Linked DNA regions of Mus musculus: regions 1 and 2 are each linked to region 3. The links are chromatin contacts, found by Hi-C or POLR2A ChIA-PET in ENCODE. All regions are on one chromosome and are shown on one strand. Each heading gives the region's core, a stretch centred on a gene start or an enhancer-like site at or near the end of the contact. The rest is flanking DNA. Distances are from core to core; before and after follow the strand shown. Region 1 holds the start of Cox20 (cytochrome c oxidase assembly protein 20). Region 2 holds the start of Sdccag8 (serologically defined colon cancer antigen 8). Region 3 holds the start of Adss (adenylosuccinate synthetase, non muscle).

Region 1 (2,700 bases), core at 161-2,660, 520 kb before region 3:
TCTGTGGGTGTCTGACTTGGGCTGCCACAAGAGCTCCAGAGACTTGAACAGAGGTGGTAAATAAGCACCTTTACCTTCTGAGGATTGCGCTTGCTTCCACATCTTAAGTCCTAATACTACCATTTTTCTGTTGCCTTGCAAGACTATATTAACTAGATGCTCCTGATTTTACTTGAGTACCCACACGCTCATGGCCACTGTTTAGGCAAAGATACACTTAGATTCCATCTCACCGGGAATCTTGAGAAAACATTTACAGTAATTGGCTTGCTGTTCCACTGGCCTGGGGATTTGGCAGTAGCAACGTTCCAGTAGCAGTGTCCCCTCCTTTTACGGATTTAACATTTGTGACCTGTTATCAGCTGAATACCATTTATTCGACTCCCTGTTTGTGAGACTATTCATCTGCTTATTTGGTCTTAGTCGGTTTTGCAAACCGACCAAAGTATCAAAGTATTTTCAAGTAGTTTCTCTTGCTTCCAAAATCTTTTCTGAGACAGGTTTTAGGTTTACTTTGTAGCCCTGGCTATCCTGGAACTCACTGCCTCCTAAGTGCCTGGTTAAAAGGTGTGCCCATCCCAAGCCTTCATGGCTTTATTTTTCAGAGCAGAGTCTTTTTGTCAAACCCACTGTTCAATTTCAGCAAGTCTAGATGAGCTATGAAGCAAACACTACATTTGACCTTACTTGTGCTAGCAAGTTTTCATTTGATAGGTAGTGTTTTAGTTGTTTAACAAAAGACATCTTTAGACACTTGACCATGGCTTAATTAGTCTCCACTTGGGACACCTTCCTGTAGCCATTCTATCAGGCCTAGCAGTTCATGGCCAAACTGCAGTTTTATCCCGGCTGGCTTAAATGGATGAAATTCGACTGTCCCGTTACCCCAGTAGGATGTCGGCTTCATGCAGAGTGGAGATTTCGTCTTTTTTAATAAGAGGTCAAACTGCAGTTCTCACATTGAACTAACAAATCTATACCTTACCTGTGAGTGTGCGCTCCTGTGTTGTGCAAGGAAAAGGACTGATTCACTTGCTGGCCCAGAACTCACCCCTGCCTCAGCCCTCAAAGTGGAGATTACTGGCATGCACCATCACGCCCAGCTCTCCAGAGTTTTCATTTCCCCTTTATTAGCCCTTTCTACCAAATCCAATGCTAGTTTTGGATTAGTCTCCGTTTTCTGACCCTGCAGGCCTGCTCTTCACTAGTTTAACTGGCAATTTAGATATATCCGGGATATGAGGACTAGATCGCTGATATACCTCGCGGCTATGGGATGGGTCTAGGAAACCGGGTCGCGGCCTGCGCACTGCACACCTCCCCCCACCCCCCCTTGCCCCATGGCGAACATTACCTTTTTCTCCGTCTCGTGGGGCTCCGGGGCGGCCGCCATGGGCACCAGTCCTCTCCATCGCCCCGCCCAGGCCCGCGACGGGAGCAACACGGGCTCCGCCCACCCCATCCCCGCGCGGCGGCGGCCATCTTAGGGAGCGTTCCTGGGGCTGTCCGGAAGCCCGCCCTGGCACACTCCTTTGTTCCATGGAACCGGCCACACTGTTTTCCAACCCGCAACCGACCATGAGGAACGCGAGTGGTGGCAACCTAGAGAAGCGCCACCGGTTCCTGTCTCGCAGGCAGGGTGGCCCGAGTCAAGGAGCACCGAGAAACTCGCTTCCCTCAGCCCCTCCTCCGCCTTAACCGCCATTTCAACCGTTGTGCGCGTCCCCGTGCTGGGCGCTGAGGGCGGAGCCGGGGCCGCGCGTCGCGCGCCGCTTTGTCCTCTTAGAGGGCGGGAGTCCGGGTTTGACGGCCCCCGCACTGCCGGAAGTCGCCTGGCGCTGTTTCCGCGGGCCTCGTTCCCAGCTTGTCCTTTGTCCTAGCTTTGGTGACCTTGACAACCTCCCGCACCCCCGCCTCGGTCCCTCGCGGCGGCCTTCCAGCGCCCGCCAGGCCCACGCCCCTCCCCCTCCGGCCCGCAGATTTAGGTTAAAAATAGCGCGCCGCTCGCGTGGAGGAGACTCAGGACAAAATGGAGGCGGCCGCTACCTAGGGGGCATGCGTCAGGCGGCAAGTGCCTTCCTTCGGGAGGGAGGCCGTGGGTGACGCGACGGTGACATAGCGGGTAGAAACCCAGACCGTGGGTCGTTTGGGTCCAAGTGTCAGCCAGTTCAGCAGGCGATGGCGACTCCGTTTTCGGGTTAATGTCCTGGCCCCGGCCTTTTGCCTTTCTTTGTTTACCTATTTCCCGATTTGGCCTCTTCCGTTCCAAACGGCCCTTCCCCGGAAAATGTCCCGGCCTGTCATTGTGCAGAGTCATGCCGCCTTTCATGTAACGTGCTGCACGCTACTTGCCCGTCAGTGTTAGCTGGGAGGGTCTCATCTTAATTACCATGCGGACTGCTTACTGTCTTATTCTTCATGCTCATTAACTGCTTTTCGCCAATCCCAGGGGGTAAAAGTGATTTATATTTCTCTTTATGCGTAGTAAGTTGTTTTTTGTTTTTAAGGAAGCTGAACAGTTACAAAGTGTATAATGCTCTAATATTACTAGGACTAGAAAAGGAACTGTTATCTTGACAGTTTGGGATACTCTACTGAAATTCTTGGCTAGCCAGGCTTTGAATTTTTGTCTGGAAGGTAATATTTAAGGTTGTAATATTCCATAAAGGAGAGAGGAATTCTTTTGCATTCCTAATTGCG
Region 2 (2,700 bases), core at 72-2,571, 980 kb after region 3:
CCCTAGCACACATTTCTTGCTACAGATTTCTTAACTTCTGAAAATAAATCAGTCTTATGTTCATTATTCTTTTGGTTAACTTGTTCTCCATAATAATCATGTTGTAGTTGACACCACGAATTCACTATAACAAAGTCTCAAGTTTCCGGAGATTTCACATGTGGTCAAAAGAACAGAGCTAGCTAGCTATGAGTATGGAGAGCACTTTGCCAGATAATTATTCTTCTGGTTCTTTGCTCAGAAAACTTGAATTAACTAAGCTAGGCTTCGATTATAGTAATTATTACTTGATTAATAAGAAAGGCATAGGCTTTGAAGGTGGATAGGCCTGAATTCTGTACATGCCTTTGCCGCTACCAACCAGCTGTGTGAGTTTTGGCTTTGGTTTCCTGACCAGTAAAATGGAGTCATTAGTGAGATAAAGTTTTAAATACTTTGCTATATGAAAATAATGTAGATCAGTAGATATTGTATTATTTCAAATAACTATTAGTGTTTTCTTTCTGGACTTATACGTCAGATTTGCTATACTACACCAGAATTTGCATGTGTAAGAAATATAAATAAGGAATTTATTGAATTAAACAGCAACAGTATGGCAACAGGGTAAAAGTGGCATGGAGCTGCCCATGAGTTTGTGCTGGCACTGGTTGATAAGACACTTAAATCAAGATGTAGGTTCCTTGTTGGGTCAGGTAACCAACCACAAGGATAAGGATAATGCTGCTTAATCCTAAAAACAAAACTAAAAGATTTCATCCATAAGGTCAGAGCAACATCGGTCGTCTTCCTCCACAGCCTGGCTAGTGCTCAAGGAAAGTCTCTGGAAAAAACAAAACAAAACAAAAACAAAAAAACAAAAAACAACCCACTATTGCCCGTGGTACCTAAGAGCTACTAGGCACTGAGATTCGGAGCAACTCACCCCGGAGACTCCGTTGGTATTGCCCCAGACTGTCCTCCAGGGTAGAGTTCCCTGGGGACTTCGCCATGGGGTCAGAGATGGGAGTTATGCGGGAAAGTATCCAGTGCACCCCTCCGAGGACAGGCCTAGCGCTGGGGATGAGGGGATGCCTGCCTGCTTCCTGTCGCTGCTGTCACTAGGGAACCAGGAACCCCGGACCGAGCTCCTAGGGGCTCTTCCTACCCCCTGGCCCTCATGGTGAACGTCGGGAATTGTAGTTCTCAGGCTTAAAGCCTGCAGCCTCGAGAGTCCTATGAGCCTTCCAGCTATACTACGCTTCCCAGAGGGCTATGCGCTCGGAGCGCCACTCCGACAGTTTAGCGGCCTGAGGCTGTTGCCAAGAGACGGGTTGGCGCGCCGCGCCCTTTCCCTTTTGCATCGCTTGGATTAGTCCCGCTGTCCTGCCATCCTCAGCCAGCTGGATAGACTCGCTGACAGAACCGGCCCGGTGAAGGACTTAAGACTCTTCAAAACGGGCCGGTGTGGAGTTGATCCCTGAGCCCTCGCAAGCATTCACTGCAAACTCGGTTTTAGTTAGGAGTTCTGTCAAAACTGTTTTTCTCTAGAAAATGAAGTGTAAATCTTCCAAACAGCCAAACTGTGAAAGTGACGGACACTGCAACTCCTAGCCTGCTCAGAGCCCCGCCCTCCGCGTGGAGTTGGCGCGCTGCCCGCTGGGAATCGTAGTCCTGGTTGGTTGCGGTCCCACTCCAGCCAAGCGGCTCTTTATTGTTCAAGACTGTCTTGAGGGCACGCCTGCGCAGTGGGCAGCTGCGAGAGCGTGTGGGTGAGACCCTCTGCAAAGCCCCCTTTCATTGTCTGGGTCTGGCGCCTGCGCAGTGAGGCATCGCTGGGCCCTGGCTGGAGGAGGGAGAGGACCTGGCTCGCTGCCCTTTGCGAGGCGCCTGCGCACTGAGCTGCCGTTCGCTGCCGTTCCCGCTATGTGTGGGGCGTGTGTGGAATAACGTTATTGCCCAGCGGAACCGAGGGGCCCCCAGCTCCACGGCGGCGGCGACGACGACGACGACAACGGCGAGGGGGTGGGGGGAGGACAGCGTGGCAGAGACAGACGGGACGCGCCGCGCCCCGCCTCCCGGTCCGGTCCCTCTCTGCGGTGAGGGGTAAGTGATGCGCTCGGGGTCGGCATGGCCCGGGATTCTGCACATCCATAGCTCCGGCGGCCGGGGCCGGGGCCTGGGCGCGGCCCGCGGCGGGATGGAGTGCGGGCCTGGAGGGCGAGGGGCGCCACCGGGACGCCCCGCGCGGCCGCCGCCCTCCCGTCCCCTCCCTCCCCTCCCCCATGGGCTGCGGCCGGCTGCACAGGGCCGGCTTCCCTTCAGTGCGCCCGGTCCTCTTCTGTTCACTCCCGCTTTGTGTAGCCGCCGCCTGAGCTGCCTGGGAACGCTGCGGGCGGAGCGTCTAAGGAATGGCTGCGCTGCCGCTGGGCAAGGGAGTTTTCCAGGGCGCCCATCCCTTTTGTAGGGTTGGTTTCGGGGTGTGAGGAGGGTGGCGGCGGTGAGGAGGGGGTGACGGACGACTAGCCTTCAGATGGCGTTGGGAGGGCGTGGAAGACGTGCTGTCACGCAGGCTGCCGGGCGACAGCACACCACGTAGCCTCCAGCTCGGTAGTAAACCCACGGGAGGAGCGAGTGGCTTCCTGTGGGCTTCATTGTCCCAAGATTCAGTTGTTGGGTTTGGGTCTAGTTCACTTCCATTTTTATTCAAGGGAGAGAGAG
Region 3 (2,700 bases), core at 99-2,598:
TTCTCAACTTTCCTAATGCTGTGACCCTTTAATACAGTTCCTCAGGTTGTGGTTGCCCCATCCCCCAACTATACAATTACTTCACTGCTATTTTATAACTGTAATTTTGCTATTGTTGTGAATCATAATGTAAATACCTAACAGATATGACATCTGATATGCAGTCCCTGTGAAAGGGTTGATTGACTCCCTAAGGGGGTCTCAACTCATAGGTTGAGAACAGCTGTATTTTCAGATGTCTCACGACCACCTGTTGCTCTGACTCCCAGGGATCTGAGGCCCTCTGCTGGCCTTCAGACAGACAGACAGACACACAACATGGTATGTGACCTCTCACACACAAATAATATAAATAAGTAAATAAATACATAGATAAACCCACATTAGATAGACAATAGGCACACTCTGTAATCAGTTACAATTAAAACACTGAGAAGCACCTAGGCTTACTCAATCTGCAAACTGTCCAAAGTACCATTTTAACGCCCATGAGAGGAACTGATAAGCTATTTAAGAGTTCGAAGGTCTGGGGGGCGAATAACTCAGTGGTACAGTATTCGCATCAAATTACAAGGTTCTGAATTTGATCTCCAACACTTCAACAGAGAAAAAATGGGAGAAGAGAAATTGTTTTGTAGAACGAACGTATTTTACAAAATATTGTAAACTTTAAGGTTGTGGGGATCAAATAACCCAGGTACATTCGGATATGACATAGGCAATTGACTCATCTTTGTGCCCCAGATACTGTAAAAATGGGAAGAGTTAGGATGCTATCTCTAGATTTCATTTTTACTGCTTTTAGTTTGCACTTTTAGTCCCTTTTCAGTTCTAAATTTATTCGGCTCCACTCCAGCCTCCACATATTTTTAAATCCCAGTTTACATTTTGTAAGGGTATTTCATTCTTTAAGATACCCAAGTGTTTAGACACAGAAAACCAAATTGGCTTTTAGAGACCGAAACCAGCCAACCCTGACACTGTGGTGCCATGCCTTGGCCATCTCACAGAGCATTGCATGCTGGGAATTGTAGTTCCACACTCTTTCACCCCCTTCCCTACCGCGAGTTTGAAAGGCCAGAGGCTGGTGGGCGGGCACAGAGGGCGGAACTCTCCGTTAGCCCCGCCCCCTGGCCTCCGCTCTCGCGCGGTTCTCCCCGGAGCAGCGCGCCAAGCCGGGGATGGGGTGTGGCCTCCGCCCTGGGGTGGCGGCAGTTGAGGCCGTGGCGCCTGCGGGCCGCGCAGAGGCTTCGGCCTGCGCCAAGTGTGGTCCCGCCCTGAGCGGGCGGGCGGCGGAGCGCGGGGCGGGGCCTGGAGAGAGGGTGGCGGCCCTCGGGGCGGGGGCGGGGCCGGCCTCTGGCTCCTTCTTCCTCCGCATGTGGCTGGTGGCGGCGCAGCAGTTGGGTTCACGTTCCGTTCTCCTGCCCCGTCTCCTTAAGGCTCTTCTGCCCTGCCGGGAGCCATGTCGATCTCCGAGAGCAGCCCGGCGGCCACCTCCCTGCCCAACGGCGACTGTGGCCGCCCCAGGGCGCGGTCCGGAGGGAACCGGGTGACTGTGGTGCTGGGAGCGCAGTGGGGCGACGAGGGCAAAGGGAAGGTGGTGGATCTACTGGCGCAGGACGCCGACATCGTGTGCCGCTGCCAGGTGAGGGAAGCCGGGCCCTTTCTGGGACGGCCGGCGCGGTGAGGTGTCACCTTGAGGTGCGTCCCTCGGGCTGGGAGCTGCGGGGAACCCCTGCCCTGGAGTCTCCGGTGACGCTCCGGGTGACTCTGGAGGAACCTGGAAGATGCGCGATGTTGGAGCTGCATTTCGGGGTCTGGGGACTGGGCTGGCGGTGCGCCGCGGGCAGAGTTGAGGGAGCTTCCGCCCGAGGCCTGCTCGGGACTCTGGCTAGACCCGGCCAGGCCCACCCGCCGGCGCGGACTAGGAAGGGTCCTTTTCCCCAATTTCCCTGAAATCGAGATTCAGCACTGCATTACCTACAGGCTTAGGCACGCAGAACCTCGCCTCCATCGGTCCACTTTGTTGATAGCAGAATCCGCTACGGGGCGATGAGACTGTTTGGGGCCCTCCGGTGCTTTTGTTTGTTTTTTGTTTTTAACTCGTATTTCATAGACTACTATTAAGGGGAGATCTGTTTTTATTACTCACCGGTCCTTAAGGAATCCCCAGTAAGTTGAAAAGTGAGTGTGAGGCAACTAAATACGGAGATTTCAAGTCGGATAATTTAGAAATGTTTACAATGCTTCGGTAATATAAAAAGTTGACTTTCAGGAAATCCAGTGTTTCCTACCCGGAGACACGTGGGTTTTAGTGTTAGTTTTTTTTTTTTTTTTTTTTTTTTTTCTTATTAGTCATTTGCTTTGAAGCAGCCTAGAGGGTAGGCCTTTGAAAAAGGCTCTCAGAAAACTATCATCCCCGTTTCAGAATTCAAAATAAATGAGCAGTTCCCACATTCAAAACAAGGTGCAGTGTTGGAAGTTAATGGTGGCGTATTTAGATTGTAAGAATTTTTTTCTCCCTGAAGGTACATGGTTTTGTGTGGGGGTGCCTTGTGGTCTAGGCTAATCGTGGAAAGCTTTTTTACCTAAAATTGAAACGTATGAAGAAACCGGCCTGTAAAAGGCCAGGTGCTTTGACTTGGGTCATCTTTTTACTGTGTGTGGAGCCCTATTGCTCCAACTGCCGCTTTACCACCA

Evidence for each region. A loop is a pair of places that touch in the nucleus more often than their neighbours do. ChIA-PET counts read pairs that join two places held with the same protein, here RNA polymerase II (POLR2A).
Region 1: a map of heart shows a loop between it and region 3 (2.8-fold over the local background). The contact joins the promoter of Cox20 here to the promoter of Adss in region 3. A Hi-C loop is called at or near these places in 3 of 37 maps with a recorded cell type or tissue (T-helper 17 cell, heart and v-Abl transformed pro-B cells). POLR2A ChIA-PET finds 5 or more read pairs at or near these places in 1 of 5 experiments (embryonic stem cell).
Region 2: a map of heart shows a loop between it and region 3 (2.6-fold over the local background). The contact joins the promoter of Sdccag8 here to the promoter of Adss in region 3. A Hi-C loop is called at or near these places in 2 of 37 maps with a recorded cell type or tissue (heart and v-Abl transformed pro-B cells).

Annotation. Positions count from the first base shown.
Region 1 is chr1:178,317,863-178,320,562 of GRCm38, reverse strand. Cox20 (cytochrome c oxidase assembly protein 20) reads right to left here and starts at 1,410. Exons shown (of 4, transcript NM_025511.2): 1 at 1,355-1,410. The coding sequence starts at 1,393.
Region 2 is chr1:176,813,281-176,815,980 of GRCm38, reverse strand. Sdccag8 (serologically defined colon cancer antigen 8) reads right to left here and starts at 1,321. Exons shown (of 18, transcript NM_029756.3): 1 at 926-1,321. The coding sequence starts at 992. It also overlaps a transcript of Cep170 not described here.
Region 3 is chr1:177,795,157-177,797,856 of GRCm38, reverse strand. Adss (adenylosuccinate synthetase, non muscle) reads left to right here and starts at 1,348. Exons shown (of 13, transcript NM_007422.3): 1 at 1,348-1,645. The coding sequence starts at 1,463.